Linked DNA regions of Homo sapiens: region 1 is linked to region 2. A link is an interaction called in ENCODE POLR2A ChIA-PET data of the cell type or tissue named here. Cell type or tissue: Caco-2. All regions are shown on one strand. Each heading gives the region's core, and the rest is flanking DNA. Links, peaks and the distances in the headings are about the cores only. Region 1 holds the start of BIRC5 (baculoviral IAP repeat containing 5). Region 2 overlaps TMC6 (transmembrane channel like 6).

What was found. Peaks named below come from ENCODE experiments on the same cell type or tissue, not always from the same donor. Only the 100,000 strongest peaks of a DNase experiment are listed, where the experiment ranks them.
Region 1: POLR2A ChIA-PET joins it to region 2 with 10 read pairs; 10 of 35 experiments call an interaction of 5 or more read pairs at or near these places.

What each region holds. Positions count from the first base shown.
Region 1 is chr17:78,210,278-78,218,277 of GRCh38, reverse strand. It overlaps BIRC5 (baculoviral IAP repeat containing 5), which reads right to left and starts at 4,025. Exons shown (of 4, transcript NM_001168.3): 1 at 3,851-4,025; 2 at 3,489-3,598; 3 at 1,497-1,614. The coding sequence starts at 3,961. RefSeq lists an enhancer at 3,379-4,280 and a silencer at 6,177-6,380. In Caco-2, for the core only: no CTCF peak of the experiment used is centred there; a DNase peak (open chromatin) is centred at 4,067; H3K4me3 peaks cover 1,643 bases.
Region 2 is chr17:78,108,542-78,120,057 of GRCh38, reverse strand. It overlaps TMC6 (transmembrane channel like 6), which reads left to right. Exons shown (of 20, transcript NM_001127198.5): 14 at 666-761; 15 at 1,012-1,087; 16 at 2,123-2,256; 17 at 2,414-2,590; 18 at 2,711-2,789; 19 at 6,434-6,510; 20 at 6,847-11,516. The coding sequence ends at 6,910. It overlaps TNRC6C (trinucleotide repeat containing adaptor 6C), which reads right to left. Exons shown (of 23, transcript NM_001142640.2): 23 at 11,236-11,516. Among named protein-coding and RNA genes, the nearest start is that of TMC6, 14 kb to the left of the region's middle. RefSeq lists an enhancer at 7,408-7,467. In Caco-2, for the core only: CTCF peaks have their summits at 2,496 (motif pointing left) and 7,243 (motif pointing left); DNase peaks (open chromatin) are centred at 2,489, 4,004 and 7,267.

The DNA.
Region 1 (8,000 bases), core at 1-8,000, 98 kb before region 2:
AAATAAATAAAGCCCAGTTACATTTCAACTTCAGATAAATGACTAAGTTTCTAGTAAATACTGACACAAAATGTGGGATTTACTTATACCGGTATATACTTATACCGGCCACACTCCAGGAGCTTTAAAATCACACAGACATCCTAGGGGCTTTAAAAATGATTCCTAGCTGGGCACGGTGGCTCATGCCTGTAATCTCAGCACTTTGGGAGGCCCAGGCAAAAGGATCCCTTGAGCTCAGGAGTTCAAGACCAGCCTGGACAACACAGGGAACCCTCATCTCTATGAAAATAAATAAATAAATAAATAAATAAATAAATAAGGTGGGCATGGTGGGGTGCGCCTGTAGTCCCAATTACTTGGGAGGATGAGGTGGGAGGATCACTTGAGCTCAGGAGTTCGAGGCTGCAGTGAGCTATGGTGTACCACTGCACTGCAGCCCAGGTGACAGAGTGAGTCCCTGTCTCAAAAAAATAAAAATAGCCGGGTGTGGTGGCTCACACCTGTAATCCCAGCACTTTGGGAGGCCGAGGCAGGCAGATCACGAGGTCAGGAGATCGAGACCCTCCTGGCTAACACGGTGAAAACCCGTCTCTACTAAAAATACAAAAAAATTAGCCGGGTGTGGTGGCGGGCGCCTGTAGTCCCAGCTACTCGGGAGGCTGAGGCAGGAGAATGGCTTGAACCTGGGGGGCGGAGCTTGCAGTGAGCCGAGATCCCGTCGCTGCACTCTAGCCTGGGCGACAGAGCAAGACTCCATCTCAAATAAATAAATAAATTTAAAAATAAAAATACTTCCTGAGGCCAGGTGTGGTGGCTCACACCTATAATCTCAGCACTTTGGGAGGCTGAGGCGGGTGGATCACCTGAGGTCAGGAGTTCAAGACCAGCCTGGCCAACATGGTGAAACCTCGTCTCTACCAAAAATACAAAAATTACCTGGGTGTGGTGGCACATGCCTGTAATCTCGGCTACTTGGGAGGCTGAAGCAGGCAAATCACTTGAGCCCAGGAGGCGGAGGTTGCAGTGATCCGAGATCAGGCCACCCCACTCCAGCCTGGGTAACAGAGTGAAACTGTGTCTCAGAACAAAAAAAAAAAAGCCAGGCGTGGTGGTTCACGCCTGTAATCCCAGCACTTTGGGAGGCCAAGGTGGGCGAATCACGAGGTCAGGAGTTCAAGACCAGCCTGGGCAATGTGGTGAAACCCCATCTCTACTAAAAATACAAAAATTAGCTGGGTGTGGTGGCACTTCCCTGTAATCCCAGTTACTTGGGAGGCTGAGGCAGGAGAATCACTTGAACCCGAGAGGCAGAGGTTGCAGTGAGCCAAGATTGCACCATTGCACTCCAGCCTGGGCAACAAGAGTGAAACTCTATCTCAGAAAAAAAAAAAAAATGCTTCCTGAGGAAAACACAGAGTCCCTTTGAGGGACTAGGTAGTTTAGTGCTAAAGACATTGAACAGGGTTTGAGCAGTTCTTATTCCCAATACATACAATTTTGTTCTTGGCTCTTTCTCTGTCCAGTTTCAAAAATTCACCAAGGGTTAATTCTTCAAACTGCTTCTTGACAGAAAGGAAAGCGCAACCGGACGAATGCTTTTTATGTTCCTCTCTAGAAAAATCAAAACAACAGCGGAAAGGCAGCTGAAGGGATTAAAGCGGCAGTCCACTCCCCACGGGCCACCTCCCCACGCCCTCCACAGGCACACCCTGCTCTGCCTCAGGAGTAAGACGTCAAGTCTGAAGTTGATGGCATCAGTGCTTTGCCCAAGCCACATTCCCATATGGCACCTCTTAGCACCTTCTCTCTCCCTGTGGACATCTCCCCCCACATCTGTGTGGCTAATGTATCTATTTTATCTGGACTTCCTTAGCAATTAGTTGGAAAAGTGTTACATGGTATATGTCCAAAGGAATTACATGTCAAATCCCTCCAACATTCTCAAGGAACTGTTTGAAGTAATTTCATTTCACTGGAATTGTTATGTAATCCACTGTAAAGATTTTTTTCTTTTTTTTTTTTTTTTGAGACGGAGTCTCATTCTGTCGCCCAGGCTGGAGTGCAGTGGTGCAATCTCGGCTCACTGCAAGCTCCGCCTCCTGGGTTCACGCCATTCTCCTGCCTCAGCCTCCCGAGTAGCTGGGACTACAGGCGCCCACCACCACGCCCGGCTAATTTTTTGTATTTTTAGTGGAGACGGGGTTTCACCGTATTAGCCAAGATGGTCTCGATCTCCTGACCTCGTGATCCGCCCGCCTCGGCCTCCCAAAGTGCTGGTATTACAGGCGTAAGCCACCGTGCCCGGCCCACTGTAAGGATTAAGGGCAGAGAAGGGCATTATTGCCCCGGGTTCCCCAAGGGACCCCCTAGCTCACACTCTCATTTTCTGCTAGGGGAGTCTCCCTGTATAACTGACTATCACCGTTACCAGAACTGCATTACAATGAAAACATGGCCACACAAAGTCCAAAAAGACAGCCAGTTGTAACTCTAATCTGAAAATATCATAACACTTATTCATTTTCAAGAAGAATACCACTGATCTTTTCCCAGTGATTACGGGGATGCAGTATAACCACCATAGCAAACATACTAAGAAAAAAAACAGCTACTCTCTTCTGGCCAAAAAGAAAAACAACTGGGGTGATTCTCCAGGGGAAAAAAATTAAAGCTGTGGAAGCAACTGAATCCGACAGAAAAAAAGGTGAGAAAAGAATATGGCATTACAGTGTGGAAAGACAGATACCATCCGAGTACAGAATTTCATTGTCATTAACTAGGCATCTTGAAGAAAAAAATCCAGAACAACACTGAAGTATATGCTTTCTTTCTTTTTTTTTTTTCAATTTTTTATTTTTATGACGGAGTCTCGCTCTGTCGCCGAGGCTGGAGTGCATTGGCACAATCTCGGCTCACTGCAACCTCCGCCTCCCAGGTTCAAGCGATTCTCCTGCCTTAGCCTCCCGAGTAGCTGGGATTACGGGCGTGCGCTACCATGCCCGGCTAATTTTTGTATTTTTAGTAGAGACGGGGTTTCGCCAAGTTGGCCAGGCAGGTCTTGAACTCCTGACCTCAGGTGATCCGCCCGCCTCAGCCTCCGAAAGTGTGAAGTGCACACTTTCAAAGGGTAATTTTTGTGCTGTGTAGGTTATATTTCAATTAAACTGTTTTTTAAAAAATCTCAAAAAAAGCACTTGGACGTTCCTGGGAGTTCACAACAACAGGGTCTGCTGATGTATTCTGTTGAACATGAAAGGCATCAGGCATCTTACGTCCACCCCAAGGCATTTTGGTCAAATGAGATTTAATTAGGTTGTAAGCATCACCAAGGCACCAGCATATAGAGAGGTATCCGTTCACAACAGCTGTTTAAGAAGCAATGAGGGTGGAAAGCAACCCTCCCATACTAAGTGTCTTTGCAACTCAAATCTTTTGACAACTCAGTTCAAAACAAAGCCCATCGAGGCTGGCCAGAGAAGACTTACATGGGGTCGTCATCTGGCTCCCAGCCTTCCAGCTCCTTGAAGCAGAAGAAACACTGGGCCAAGTCTGGCTCGTTCTCAGTGGGGCAGTGGATGAAGCCAGCCTCGGCCATCTGCAAGGGACAGCACAGCTCGTGAGTGGACGTGGCAGCCCGGAACCCCGAGGCCCAGCCACAAAGGCCTCGATGGGGACAAAGCAGGGAGGGGAGGCCGGCCTGGACCCAAGGGGCCCAGCCACAGTGGCCTCGCTGGGGACAGGACGGGGAGGGGAGGGCGGCTTGTACCCCCGAGGCCCAGTCACAGTGGCCTCGCTAGGGACAGGGCAAGGCGGGCGTGGGGGACCCCAGGAGGCCGGGCAGTCTCACCCGCTCCGGGGTGCAGGCGCAGCCCTCCAAGAAGGGCCAGTTCTTGAATGTAGAGATGCGGTGGTCCTTGAGAAAGGGCTGCCAGGCAGGGGGCAACGTCGGGGCACCCATGCCGCCGCCGCCACCTCTGCCAACGGGTCCCGCGATTCAAATCTGGCGGTTAATGGCGCGCCGCGGGGCATGTCGGGAGCGCACGCCCTCTTAGGCGGTCCACCCCCCGCGGCCTTCTGGGAGTAGAGGCGGGGCGGCGCGGGGTGTGCCGGGAGTTGTAGTCCTCCCGCCGCGTGGCTCTGCCCGTGGTCGCGGTGCACCCAGCGACGCCGCGCCAGCTCGTCCCTGCCCACACCTAGCGCCCCCTCGACTGCTTTCAAAGAACGCGTGCAGGCCGGGTGCAGTGGCTCACGCCTGTAATCCCAACACTTTGAGAGGCCTAGGCAGGAGCATCACTTGAGTCCTGGAGTTCAAGACCAGCCTGGCCATCACGGTGAAACCTTGTCTCTACTAAAAATACAAAAATTAGCTGGGCGTGGTGGTGCATGCCTGTAATCCCAACTACTCGGGAGGCTGAGGCAGGAGAATCGCTTGAACCCGGGAGGCAGAGGGTGCAGTGAGCTGAGATTGTGCCATTGCACTCCAGCCTAGGCAACAAGAGCAAAACTCAGTCTAAAAAAAAAAAAAAAGTCAGACAGGAGAGCTTTACAGGGTGCCACCTCTGCAAAAAGCATCTACTCCAGACGGGCATGAAGGACAAATGAACAGGGGAGGGATGGAGTGCAGCAGACATCGCTGTCCCGGCGAGTACATCGTTGACTGCACGACCTGGGTTTCCAGGAGGGCCACCTTCTGGAGTCAGGGGCCAGGGACTGGGCCACTACCGTGATAAGAAGACAAGGGAGCTGGGGAAAGCCCAGTGGAGGGTGGGGGCCTGTGCTCAGGGCAAACTCCTCCTTTCCCTTCGCAAAGCAGGGCGTCCCACCAACAGTAAGTCCTGCAGCCTATTAAAAAAAAAATCAGTGTGTCCTCTGCTTTGGAACAGGGTGTTCTGGAGTCACTTCTGGAGCTGGGCATCACATCCACTCACTTCTCTGGTTCTATGGCCAGAGATAAGAGGCCTGGCCTTATTAGCCCTCCAGCCCCACGCAGGCCTGGTGCCTCCACTGTCTTTTTCATTTTGGGGTTTATTTATTTATTTATTTATTTTTGCAACCTCTCCCCACCCCTCCCACCCCGCCCCCATTCTTTAATACAGTAACTTTTTATTTTGATGTTTATTTATTTATTTGAAACTGAGTCTCGCTCTATCGCCCAGGCTGGAGTGCAGTGGCATGATCTCAGCTCACTGCAACCTCCTCCCCGCCACGGGTTCAAGCGATTCTCCTGCCTCAGCCTCCCGAGTAGCTGAGATTAAAGGCATGCACCACCACACCAGGCTAATTTTTGTATTTTTAGTAGAGATGGGGTTTCACCATGTTTGCCAGGCTGGTCTCAAACTCCTGACCTCAAGTGATCTGCCTGCCTCGGCCTCCCAAAGTGCTGGGATTACAGATGTGAGCCACTGCGCCCGGCCCGATGTCAATTTAAATAAAAGATAATTGCAAGAATAGTACAAAGAATACTCATATACCCTTCACCCAGATTTTCTGTTTATGTTTTGCCTGTTTCCTTTAACATTCACTCTCTGCTTCTTCCTCCCTTTCTCTCCTCCTCTCCCTCTCTTACCCCTTCCCTCTCTCTACTCCCCGCTCTCTCTCTGTCTCCTGTTTTCCTTTCTCTCTCCCTCTCCCCAACCTACTTTCTCTCCCCTAGTCTCTCTCCCCTCATATATGTGAACACACACACATCCCTGTATGTGTATATATCACATGCATGTATATGTATGTATATGGGTGGTTTACCTGAACCGTTTGTAAGTTGAAGGCATTACCATACTACCCCGAAATACTTCATTCTCTTACACAACCACAACACAATCATCAAAATCAGGAAACTTAACTTCGCTGCAGTTATCAAATCCAGTTGACTTTGGCAGGTCGCCCCTGGGTCCTGCTGATTGGCTCGCTAACCGGGCCCTGGCACCACCATGGCCTCTGCTGGGGTGGCCCCCAGGCACAGACCAAGGACGCACCACCTCCACTGGCAACCGCAGCAGTTGCCTGCCCTCAGGAGGGAGGAAAGGAACAACTCCTTTTCACTTTTTTTTTTTTTTTTTGAGACAGAGTCTTGCTCTGTCGCCAGGCTGGAGTGCAGTGCAGTGGCACAATCTTGGCTCACTGCAACCTCCATCTCCTGGGTTCCAGCAATTCTCTGCCTCAGCCCCCCCAGTAGCTGGGATTACATGCGCCCGCCACCATGCCCGGCTAATTTTTTTGTATTTTTAGTAGAGACGGGGTTTCACCATCTTGGCCAGGCTGGTATTGAACTCCTGACCTCGTGATCCACCCGCCTCAGCCTCCCAAAGTGCTGGGATTACAGGCATAAGCCAGCATGCCCGGCCTAACTCCTTTTCACTTCTGCACACAATGTCATCAAATGCATGGACAAGGACAGCCCAGGTGTCCACCTGGACCTGAACACCCTCAAAACCGAGTTCCAGGAGCTTCAAAAGCTCATGGGCACCGGGCCCCCAGCATCCTCCCGAGCCCGAGCAGCAGCTGCAGCCCCACAGCATCCAGGTGTAAGTTAGGACCAGAAGGGGCTTCTACAAAAGTGCCAGAGTCTCTGCACATTTGAAATCCCTGAGAAGCAGAGTGAGGCTGACTTCAGGAATGGCTGAGAAAGACGGGGGGAAGCAGTGGCCTGTGTGCCCCGACCCCCACACAGTCCCTCGGGGTGTGGTCCCTTTGGACCCCAGCTCTGATTTCAAGCTGCCTGGGGTGGGGCTGCTGTGCTGTGCCCAGCTTGAATATATCCGCATGTCTAGACGCATAACTTGAGTGCCTGAAGGCAGGAGTCAGGATGGTCCTGGAGGCTGGGGAGTGGGTGGAGGATCCTCCCCTGTCTCTGGGAAGGGGGCCATCTGCAGCGAGCCTGGGCCCCATCGGCACATCTGAAGGTGCACCAGGAAAGGAGGGGGCTATTCTTTGCTTCCTTGCCCTCTCTTCTCCCACCCCGAGGTACGATCAGTGCGTACCAAGTACATATCATTCCTGCGATCAGCAGGTGCATGAAATATTTGCATAGCATTCACTGGACAAATTAGGCCTGCGGTGTGGACTTAATATGACAAGAGAAGGCTGTGAGAGAACGAACATAGTTTTTGAAAGGGCAGAGGGGTCAGGCTGGGCACGGTGGCTCACGCCTGTAATCCCAGGACTTTGGGAGGCTGAGGTGGGCAGATCACAAGGTCAGGAGTTCGAGACCAGCCTGGCCAATATGGTGAAACCCTGTCTCTACTAAAAATACAAAAATTAGCCAGGCGTGGTGGTGCGCGCCTGCAGTCCCAGCTACTCAGGAGGCTGAGGCAGGAGAATCGCTTGAACCCTGGAGGTGGAGGTTGCAGTGAGCCAAGATTGCGCCACTGCACTCCAGCCTGGGCAACAAGAGTGAAACTCTGTCTCGGAAAAAAAAAAAAGAAAGAAAAAAGAGCCAGGCGCGGTGGCTCACGCCTGTAATCCCAGCACTTTGGGAGGCCGAGGCGGGCGGATCACAAGGTCAGGAGATCGAGACCGTCCTGGCTAACACGGTGAAACCCCATCTCTACTAAAAAATACAAAAAAATAGCCGGGTGTGGTGGCAGGCGCCTGTAGTCCCAGCTGCTCGGGAGGTTGAGGCAGGAGAATGGCGTGATCCCGGGAGGCAGAGCTTGCAGTGAGCCGAGATCACGCCACTGCACTCCAGCCTGGGCGATAGAGCAAGACTCTGTCTCAAAAAAAAAAAAAAAAAAAGAAAGAAAGAAAAAGAAAAAAAGAAAAGGCAGAAAGGCAGAAGAGTCTTTTCCTCCCACAATAGTTGGGTTCCTTTTATGTTTGAGCCCCAGTGAACTGTATCCGTGGGGGTGTCAGCCCCGAGCCCGCTGCGCAGCCCCTGTCTCCTGGGTCCCCACCTCCTTTCTCCTTACCTTCAGCTCACCCCCTCCAACTCCTGCCACCTTTGGAGAGTGACCAAGCCTCTTCCCATCTGCAGTGCTTCCCGATGCTGGCAGGTGCTGTCC
Region 2 (11,516 bases), core at 3-8,002:
TATTCCGCTGTGGGTTCTGGCACTTCAGCTGTTTTTTTCCTCTTGGTGTTTTCTTCGAGAATATATGAATTTAATAATAATAAAAAATAAGATTAAAAAAATCAGTAGGAGGCCCGGTGTGGTGGCTCACGCCTGTAATCCCAGCACTTTGGGAGGCTGAGGTGGGAGGATCACTTAAGCCCAGGAGTTTGAGACCAGCCTCGGCAACAGAGTGAGACCTTGTCTCTAAAGAAATAAAAATAAAAATAAATAAAAATTAGCTGGGCCTGGTGGTGTGTGCCTGTAGTCCCAGCTACTCAGGAGGCTGAGGTGGGAGGACTGCTTGATCCCAGGAGGTCAAGGCTGCAGTGAGCCACGATTGCGTCACTGTGCTCCAGCCCGGACAACAGAGCCAGACCCTGTTTCAAAAAAGAAAAAATCATTTGGTGCTGGAGCTGATACTGCTTGTTTAACTCCGGGTGTATCCGAACCTACTTAGGATGAGGCTGGTGTGACCAAGCACCTGGTGGGGTCCCCCAGGCTGGTGGCTGTCTCTTCTTGGCATTATCTGTGGAACGGCCAGGATGTCCCCTGGCTGGGGGCGGGGTGCCTCTGGGTGTGGGGACTCAGGCTGGCCTCCCTGGGCATGGCTTTCCCATCTAACGATCCGGGGTCCTCGGAGGCAGGATTATCTCCGAGAAGAAGCTGAAGAGGAGGCGGAAGCCGGAGTTTGACATTGCCCGGAATGTCCTGGAGCTGATTTATGGGCAGACTCTGACCTGGTGAGGGTCCTCTGCTTGCCTCCTACTGTCTGGCCCCTCGGTCAGTGCCCCTTTCCCCCCGGGGGTCCTGTACCTGCCTCCCCCTGGGGCCACAGCCAGGCCCGGCCATGGACCCTGGAGTGATGCAGACCCTAACCCCGGGGACTCAGTTTTGGCCACTGTCACATGCCCTGCCCGTGGTCTGGAACCAGCCTGATCTCGGGGAGGGGAGGGCACTGGAGCAGCCCCTGAACTGCCACCCCCTCCCCAGGCTGGGGGTGCTCTTCTCGCCCCTCCTCCCCGCCGTGCAGATCATCAAGCTGCTGCTCGTCTTCTATGTCAAGAAGGTGAGGCTGCCAAGGCCTGGGGAGGGCTGGGCTGGCAGGGTGGCCGGCAGTGGGGGCAGGACTCAGCTGGGCAGAGCCTGGGACACTAGAACCCTCCCCACCTGAGTGGAGTGGGGCTGGCGGCTCGGGGCTGCCCTGGCCTGTCCCTCCGCCCAAGGGACGGCTGACCCCTCTTGGCATCACTGTCTTCGGCAGGCTGGGAAGCATCGCTGGGTTCAGAGGTCATTAGCAGGTACCTGTGTGCACCTGGCCAGGGGTAGGGCCAGGGCTCTGGGAGACACCAAGCCTTGGGACCTCTGGGTCCCTGGAAAAGTGATGCTGGGCCTCTCTCCGCAACTGGGTCATGCCCAGTGGCTGAGAACTGGGACCTTTCTTCCCATCCTGGCTCCTGTCTTTTTATTTTATTTTATTTTTTGAGACAGAGTCTTGCTTTGTCGCCCAGGCTGGAGTGCAGTGGCGCAATCTCGGCTCACTGCAAGCTCCGCCTCCCAGGTTCACGCCATTCTCCTGCCTCAGCCTCCCGAGTGGCTGGGACTACAGGCGCCCGCCACCACACCCAGCTAATTTTTTTGTATTTTTAGTAGAGATGGGGTTTCACTGTGTTAGCCAGGATGGTCTTGATCTCCTGACCTTGTGATCGCCCACCTCAGCCTCCCAAAGTGCTGGGATTACAGGCATGAGCCACCGCACCTGGCCATCCTGGCTCCTGTCTCGTCTGGCCTTTTGTTTCCTCATCCCTGCAGTGGGGACCATGTTCCAGTGGGGACTGAGGGAGGTGGTGTGTACAGTGTTGTGTGCAGAGCCTGGCATGGCAGCGACCTTCAGCAGATGGAGGTGCTGTTGGCATCACCCGTTTGCGTGCAAGTGACCGGCAGGCTTCTGTCTTCCTCTGTAAATGAGGAGGCTGCAGGGAGCAGGGTCCAGGCTCTGCCTGGACGCACAGCCCTGGTCGCCCTTCCCTCTTGAGCTCCCCCAGGGCTTGGAGGGGTGCTGAGGGGTAGCAGGATGGTGGCAGAGCGCAGCCTTTCCCCACAGACCAGCCTTCTGGCCAACTGCCAGGCGCCGCGCCGGCCCTGGCTGGCCTCACACATGAGCACCGTCTTCCTCACGCTGCTCTGCTTCCCCGCCTTCCTGGGCGCCGCTGTCTTCCTCTGCTACGCCGTCTGGCAGTGAGTGGGGCGGGTGGAGGGAGACCCTTCTGTGTCATCTGGGGGTTGGGTGGTGGTGCCTGGGGGGCCCAAGGCTTAGGGGTGCAGAGGACGGGCTGGGAGGGAGCCGGGTGAACTGTTGCTCGGGGTGAGGGTTCCTGGTCGGCATCTTCCCCAGGGTGAAGCCCTCGAGCACCTGCGGCCCCTTCCGGACCCTGGACACCATGTACGAGGCCGGCAGGGTGTGGGTGCGCCACCTGGAGGCGGCAGGCCCCAGGGTCTCCTGGCTGCCCTGGGTGCACCGGTACCTGATGGAAAACACCTTCTTTGTCTTCCTGGTGTCAGCCCTGCTGCTGTGAGTCCCGCAGGTGGGGGCGGCCCTGGGGAGATGGCCCTCGCTGGGCCTGCACCGTGTGGGGACTGGCCGCTCCCGGGCTGTGGCCCTGGGCCCTGCCCGACAGCCCCTCTCCCGCAGGGCCGTGATCTACCTCAACATCCAGGTGGTGCGGGGCCAGCGCAAGGTCATCTGCCTGCTCAAGGAGCAGATCAGCAATGTGAGTGCCCCTCCTGGGCTGCTCTCAGCCCCCACCCTCTCAGGTCACCTGAGGGTGACGCTCCCCTCCACTCCCCTGTACATCTCCTGTGGGCCTTGGCTGGTGAAAGGGTTTGTTTGCCAAACAAGTGACCCTGATCAATACGTGCACTTCAGATCAAGTGACGAAGTAGCCGTGAGACAGAGCCAGGCTCCTGATCCCCAAGGACCCGCAGGGCCCCACTGGGACCAGGGCTCTGGGGGGTGGGGTGTGATTTCAGCCCCCGGGTGTGGCCCCGCTGAGGGTTTAGACAGTCTCTGTGAGGATTTTTGGGTCCCTATGGACTCTTCACTCATTTTACAAACAGGTGGATTAAGGTTGAGAGTTAGGACTTAAAACTTTTTTTTTTGGAGACGGAGTCTCGCTCTGTCACCCAGGCTGGAGTGCAGTGGCACAGTCTCAGCTGACTGCAACCTCTGCCTCCTGGGTTCAAGCAACTGTCTTGCCTCAGCCTCCCGAGTAGCTGGGAGTACAGGGCCTGCCGCCACTCCGGCTACTTTTTTGTGTTTTTCGTACAGATGCAGTTTCACTGTGTTGCCCAGGCTGGTCTCGAGCTCCTGAGGCAATCCACCCACCTTGGCCTCCCAAAGTGCTAGGATTATAGGCATGAGCCACCGTGCCTGGCCAAAACATTTTTATGAAGAAAACAATGTTTGACCGGGTGTGGTGGGGCTCATGCCTATAGTCCCAATGCTTTGGGAGGCCAAGGTGGGAGAATGGCTGGAGCCCAGGAGTTCGAGACCAGCCTGGGCAACAGAGTGAAACCTCGTCTCTATAAAAATTTTAAAAGTTAGCTGGGTGTGGTGGTGTGCACCTGTAGTCCCAGCTACTTGGGAGGCTGAGGGAGGAGATTGCTTGAGCCCAGGTTGAGGCTGCAGTGAGCTATGATTGTGCCACTGCGCTCCAGCCTGGGTGACAGTGAAACTCTGTCTCATAAAAAAAAAAAAAAAAAAGCCTGGGCATGGGGGCTCAGGCCTCTAATCCCAGCACTTTGGGAGGCCGAGGTGAGCAGATCACTTGAGGTCAGGAGGTCGAGACCAGCCTGACCATCATGGCAAAACCCCGTCTCTACTAAAAGTACAAAAATCAGCTGGGCGTGGTGGCGTCCACCTGTACCAGCTACTCAGGAGGCGGAGGCAGGAGAATCAGCCCAGATTGCGCCACTGCACTCCAGCCCGGGCGACAGAGCGAGTTGCTGAGGCCCTCATGCTGTGTCATGGGAGTGAGTTGCAGAAGGGGGTCGGACCCCATACCGGAGAGGCAGCCCCCAGGAGTACTGTCCACCCGGCAGCTGGTCCCTGTGCCCACTCCCTTCGCCCCTGTGCCCACTCCCTTCGCCCCTGTGCCCACTCCCTTCGCCCCTGTGCCCACTCCCTTCGCCCCTGTGCCCACTCCCTTCGCCCCTGTGCCCACTCCCTTCGCCCCTGTGCCCACTCCCTTCGCCCCTGTGCCCACTCCCTTCGCCCCTGTGCCCACTCCCTTCGCCCCTGTGCCCACTCCCTTCGCCCCTGTGCCCACTCCCTTCGCCCCTGTGCCCACTCCCTTCGCCCCTGTGCCCACTCCCTTCGCCCCTGTGCCCACTCCCTTCGCCCCTGTGCCCACTCCCTTCGCTCCTCTCTGCCCAGGAGGACCTCCTTGCCCACTGGGCACCCACCAAGTTGGAGACAAGGCACTTTCCCCCCGGGCTACCCAGCCTGGCCTCCTCCCCGAGGCCCCTCCCCTGGGGAACGGCCCCCCGTGAAGCAGGTCCTGTGGCTTTTCCAGGCTTGCGTCCTGCTGCTGGGCTCTGCCCTCCCCCTAGGGCTCCCCATCCCCTCCCATTGCCATTTGTCCTCCTGCAGGTTTTCACTCTGGGGCTGGTGAGTGCCAGTGTCCTTAGGCATGCTCCACACCAGGGCTAGGGGGGCGCTTGTGGGGATCAGCGGCTGGCGTCTGCCAAGGCGAGGGCAGGGCGGGGTGCAGCCAGTGGGCCTCGGCAGCCATGTGACCCTGCTGCTGGCTAGTTGGTGCCAGGATCCAGGGCTCCAGGCAGCTCGTCCCAGCTCGTCCCAAGCACTCATGGGACGGCTCCCACATTGCTTGGGTTGTAAACACTGTAGTACACACTGTCCCATCTCCTGCCTTTCCCGTTTCACCACATAGAGCTGAAAGCCTGGCATCTCGGCTGCGGTGGTTGTCTGGCTGTAGATATTGGAAGTGGGGAATGGCTCCTGCCCTACTGGGTGGCATTTCAGAGCCCCCAGGGGCCAGGTAGGGCCAGGTGGGTCCGGGCGGGGAATGCAGAGTGGTGCTGGGAGAATCCCAGCTCTACCCACCGTTGCTCTGGGATGGGAAGGACCTTTCTCCAGGCGGATGCTGGCTGTGGTGTCTACCCAAGGCCGAGCTCTGACCCGTCTTTGGGGCTGTCGGTCTGAGTTTTCCCCGTGCAGGTCGGCATGGCTCAAGTGCACAGCCCCTCCATACTCATCAGCAACTCGATAGAAGCTACTTAGGTTGTTGCTTAAGGGGCCCATGGTCTCTCCTTGAAGGTATTCTAAGTGGTCCTCCTAGGCTGAGCCAGGTTGCCAGGTGCCCAGAGCCAATCCGTGTGGCTCTTGACAGAACTCCTGTTCTCTGTGTGAAGCTCCGGGCGGGGAATCCCGGTCTGACCCAGGCACTGATGATCAGTGTTTCGGTGCACCAGATCCTTTGCTAAGTGCCCCCTCTGCTTGTCACATTTCATTGTCGAAAGAGCCCTGGGTCAGTCCAGTACTGGCCCCAAAGATGTCCCCGTCCTAAGACTGGATGGAGCCTGTGAATACGTTACGTTGCGTGGCTGGGGAATTACGATTGCAGGTAGAATTAAAGTTGCCAGTCAGCTGACTTTGGATAGGAGATGGCCCTAGATTATCGTGGTGGCCCAGCGTGATCTCAGGGTCCTTAGAGGTGAAAAACAGAGGCCGGAGTGTCAGGGTCAGAGTGGTGCCACGTGAGCAGGACTTGAGCAGCCACTGCTGGCTTTGAAGTGGAGGAAAGGGCTGAGAGCCAGGGGCCTCTAGAAGTTGGAAAAGGCGAGGAAGAGGATTCTCCCCCGAAGCCTCCGGGAGGAATGTAGCCCTGATCATGCTTGACTGGAGCCCAGTGAGACTCATTTTGGACTTCTCACTTCCAGAACTGAAAGTTGAGAAACCGGTGGTGTTTTAAGCCACGAAGTTGATGACAGTTCGTTACGACAGCAGCAGGAAACTAATGTAAACCCTGTGCCTTGTGTTATTATCCCCCTTTACAGATGCTGCCACTGAGGTCACAGAGTTAGTAACCCAAGGCAGAGCCAGTACGTGGCAGGGCTGGTTTTAAATTGAGTCAGGCTGGCTCTGGGCTGCTGATTACATTTCCCTTTTCACTTTGGCCACTAGGAAGCTTAGATCCACACATACGCCCACTTCCTGGCTCTTGGTTTTTCCTTGTCCTTGTTTGGTGGCCCTTTCACCTTTTCTTTTATGTTTTTGCTGCTTGCGATGTTGAATACACCTCGTGAGTTTTCCCTCAAATGCAGTTTGGAACAGGATGGCTCTGGATGGGCTGATGGATGATTTCTCCTCCCCTTTGTGTTCTGGCCTTTCTAGGAGGGTGAGGACAAAATCTTCTTAATCAACAAGCTTCACTCCATCTACGAGAGGAAGGAGAGGGAGGAGAGGAGCAGGTGAGGGTCCGTGGAGGGATTGGGGACACTCTGAGCCTGGAGGGGAGAGGGGCCAGGGCTGGACAGTAGGGCTGCCACTGGGGCTACACCACGACATTGCTGACACTTGACCGCTTTTGACCTACAAAAATCTCCCCCCCGGCGCCCACCTTCACTCTCTCTAGAGCCTTCTCTGGCCTCCGGAGCCTGGCCATTTTGACAGGGACCTAAAATACATCTCAGGAGAAAGGCTGTGGGGCGTCTGGCCTGTCCCTCGCCGGGCCTTGGCTGCGCCCAGCCAGGTTGCAGGGATGTTGATGTTTATGGGGTCCCCTCAGTGATGTCTCTTTCTGGCAGGGTTGGGACAACCGAGGAGGCTGCGGCACCCCCTGCCCTGCTCACAGATGAACAGGATGCCTAGGGGGACGGCGATGGGCCTCACGGGCCCGCCCAGCACCCTGAGACCACACTGTTGCCTCCCAGTGACCCTGCTGGGACACCAGGACAAGGAAGACAGTTTCGCCTCTCGAAAGCCGCAGCTGCGCCTAGGCTGGAGCTGGAAGGGTGGGTGAATCCGGCTTGGGCATCCCCAATGAACTCTGCCCTGCCTGGGACTCTATTTATTCTGATTAAAGGGGTTTTGCAAATGGGCTTGTCCCTTGGGGCTCTGTGTCTGTGACCACACCCGGGGCCTGCTTCCCGCTGCCCTGGGGCCACCTCCAGGCGCAGGTCTGGGTCCTGGGAACCTCAGCTGGAGTGGGGGCGCCCTCTGCTGGCCAAGCCCCAGATGGCAGGGGCTGGACCGCGCCAGGGCTTGATTCGCTTGCTGCCTTTGACCAGCCTGAACTCGCGCCCAGGAGGGGCTTACACCTGCACAAGTGAGCCGAGCAGGCACGGATTGTGACCAGAGCGATGCGTCAACCATTGGGTGATGCTGTAGCATCTACTGGAGCAGGAGACAAATTTAGAGAGGGACTTGGAGGGGAGACATATCAGTTGCAAATGAGTTGTGGGGACAGTTGCCTCCCAGGCATAGGTAACCAGCACCTGTGCTTGGAGGCGAACAGGGCTTGGTGAGGTGGGGCTGGCCCCCTGCTTCTGGCTGCCAGCAGCTGGCTGGGGGGTGGTGATCCTGGGTCTGACTGGGCTGAGTTTGAGGAGCCCGTGGGATACCGAAAACCGTAGGCTGTGGGGGGTGGGCACAGGGATTCGGGGACCAGCCCGTCATGACCCCGTGCTCCAGGTCTGCAGGGACCAGCCCATGACAGCCCAGGGCTCCAGGTCTGCGGGGACCAGCCCATCACAGCCCAGGGCTCCAGGCCTGCGGGGACCAGCCCGTCAGCCTCAGTTCTCCAGGCCTGCGGGGACCAGCCCGTCATGACCCCAGTGCTCCAGGTCTGTGGGGACCAGCCCGTCAGCCTGTGCTCCAGGCCTGCAGGAACCAGCCCGTCAGCCTCAGTGCTCCAGGCCTGCGGGGACCAGCCCGTCAGCCTGTGCTCCAGGCCTGCGGGGACCAGCCCGTCATGACCCCAGTGCTCCAGGTCTGTGGGGACCAGCCCGTCAGCCTGTGCTCCAGGCCTGCGGGAACCAGCCCGTCATGACCCCAGTGCTCCAGGCCTGCGGGGACCAGCCCGTCATGACCCCAGTGCTCCAGGTCTGTGGGGACCAGCCCGTCACGGCGCAGGGTTCCAGGCTTGTGGGGACCAGCCTGTCACAGCCCAGGGCTCCAGGCCTGCAGGAGCTGCGCTTGGGATTGGGGGAATGAACCCAGGTGGGGAAATGGTCAAAGAGCGATGGGCCCAGAAAAGGGTCAGACCCAGATGGAGATGCCACTGGCTGCTAGCAGACCCCCACGCTGGGTCTAGCCCACCCAATCCCATGGGGATGCTCCTGTGCTCTGCAGACATCTGGGTGCTGCCACAGGGGCCCGACAGAGTTGGCATCTGGGTGGATCTGAGCCAAGTGGTGCTTCTGGGCCTCAGCAAGTAGCTGGTGCTGATTCTGGGCAGCCAACTGTGGCAGCATCTTCAGGTGCGAGTGCTGCTGGGTGAAGCTGCGTGGGCAGTCCAGAAAGTGACGTGACAGTCCACAGGGACCGACGTAGGGTTTCCAGCCCCTATCTGTGCAGATGCTGTCCTCCAAACCATCACGGTCCCTCTCTGGCTGGGGACGTGCGCCTGCCACTGCTGGCTTGCCAGCATGATCATTGGTTGTGACCTGTTGAGCCCATCTTGCCAGCCTCACAAAGGACAGTACTAGCTGCTTATGACAGGAAAGTGGAAGAACTTGGCCTGGATATTTCTGGAGAATTACCGTGTGTGCTAGTCAGTCTTTCGTGTCAACCAGGCCAGGCTGTGGGGCCCAGTGATCTCATCGAGAGGGGCCGAGGTGTTGCTGTGATCGTGTGCTGCTGGAATGTGGTGAACACCTACAGTCGATTTCACCTAAAGATCATCCTTGAGAATGTGGGTGGGCCTCATCCTATCAGCTGAAAGCTTTAAGAGCAAAACCCGAGGTGTCCCAGAGAGGGAATTCTGCCTTGAGACGGCGGCTTCCCACTCCCACTGGATGTCCAGCCCGCGGCCCCACGGCTGGGTGAGCCCGTCCTCTCCTCGTTTCTGTCTCCGGACCCACCGTGTGGCCCCAGACCCTCCAGTGAGGACCTCCCGTATTTCTTCAGAGCAGCCCTTGCGTGCTGGAGGCCTGGGCTTCAGTGTGTCCCTGGGTGCCCTGGGGCATGTTCTGTGACCTCCCAGCTCCTCGCCTCATGGGGCCGCTGTATCAAGTGACACAGTTTGTGTGCTGCGTACCATGCCTGGCACCCATTTGAGGTGTTGCAAGGAGGCCATGTTTGCTCGATGAGAGCAGCCTAAGATCTACAAACTGTTGTTCGAGTGGATGGGAACTTGATGCTATTTTCAGGCTGAATGACAAGACTCCGCGATGCTTCTCGGCCTGGGCTGCACAACGGAATCTACCAGGGAGGTTTTAAAAACACTGGTACTTGCTGGAGGTGGTGGCGCCTGTCTGTAATTGCAGCTGCTCCAGAGGCTGAGGCGGAGGATTGCTTGAGCCCAAGAGTTTCGGTTTATTTGCTTTTTCAGAGTCTTGCTCTTGCCCAGGCTGGAGTGCAGTTCCATGATCTCGGCTCACTGCCTCAGCCTCCCAAGTAGCTGGGATTACAGGTGCATACAACCAGGCCTGGCTGATCTTCGTATTTTTAGTAGAGATGGGGTTTCACCATGATGGTCAGGCTGGTCAAGATCTCCTGACCTCAAGTGATCTGCCCGCCTCGGCCTCCCAAAGTGCTGGGATTACAGACATGAACCACAACACCTGCCGAGCCCAGGTGTTTTGAATCCAGCACGGGCAATGGCAAGACCCTGTCCCAACAAACAAAAAAACACTGGTGCCTGAGGCCCACCCCGAGAGATTCTGATTGAGTTGATTTGGATTTGAATTATCTTTAAAATTTTGGATGTGAATTTTTTTTTTTTTTCTTGGAATGGAGTTTCACTCTTGTTCCCCAGGCTGGAGTGCAACGGGACGATCTTGGCTCACCGCAACCTCCGCCTACTGGGTTCAAGCCATTCTCCTGCCTCAGCTTCCCAAGTAGCTGGGATTACAGGCATGTGCTACCATGCCCAGCTAATTTTGTATTTTTAGTAGAGACAGGGTTTCTCCATGTTGCTCAGGCTGGTCTTGAACTCCTGACCTCAGGTGATCCGCCCGCCTCGGACTCCCAAAGTGCTGGGATTACAGGCATGAGCCACCATGCCTGGCCGGATGTGAATTATCTTAAAAATTTTCAGGTAATTCTAATGGGCCAAGGTTGAGAACCCCTGCTCTGGGCCCATCCGAGCACCAGGCTGTCACAAACGCATGCATGCACTCACGCCCGTGGGCTTGGGGGGCTTCGGAAATGTGCTTCTGCTTTTTTGAGATGGGGTCTTTCTGTTGCCCATCCCGGAGCACAGTGGCACGATCACAGCTCACTGCAGCCTCGACCTCCTGGGCTCAGGTGATCCTCCCGCCTCAGCCTCCTGAGTGTCTGCTTCTGGTTTTCATGATGACCTGGGGCCCAGGCATACTACACTTGTGCTGTTCAGGGGCCAGTCCTGCACCAGGAGCCCATCAGCCACAGCTCCGCCGAGAAGCACTGATATGCAGAGCTAAGCAGCTTTGTTTCCACGTGGATCCTGCGTAGGTTTTCTTGGTCCATCCGTAGACACCGCACTCCTGCAGAGGATCTTCTCGGGATGCCCCACTGTCTCTGTTTTCCCTCTTCACTGAACACTCAGTCGGGGCTCGCCATGATGCCTCTGTGTCTGCTGGCTTCTCCCCCATTGGAACAGCCTTCTTGGCACGCCACACTGCTAGCTGCTGGGCACTGTGCTTTCTGCCTTTACCGTTCTGCCGTGATGTTGCCAAAATAGCAGCAACAACAACAACAACAAAGGCTGGGCACCTGGCTCATGCCTGTATTCCCAGCAGTTCGAGATCAGCCTGGGCAACATGGTGAGACCCTATCTCTACAAAAATAAAAAATGAAATGAGCTGGGTGGGGTGGCGCATGCATGCCTGTGGTCCCAGCTACTTGGGAGGCTGAGGTCGGAAGATCGCTGGAGCTTAACCTTGAGGTCAAGGTTGCAGTGAGCCGAGATTACATCACTGCACTCCAGCGTGGGAGACAGAGACCCTGTATTAACAAACAAAAACACAAACCACAAAGGGCAGGTCTGAAACTGCCATTTAAAAAAAAATTTAATAAACTTAAAAAAATATATATCCACAGATGCAGGTGAAGAACCTGTTGTCTTCCTCAAGCCTCTTTTTCACCCATGGGTGGAAATGGTGCCCTGGACACCCAGGCCCACGAGGTCTTTGCGTGGGGTCCCTACACAGGGCTTTAGCTTACACTGTGCTGCCCTCCTGTCCCCCGAGTTCCCAGTCTGTCAAAATCCAACCTGGTCTCCCAGGCCCAGGGCAAATGCCACCTCCTCCATGAAGCCTGCCACATCCTTTGC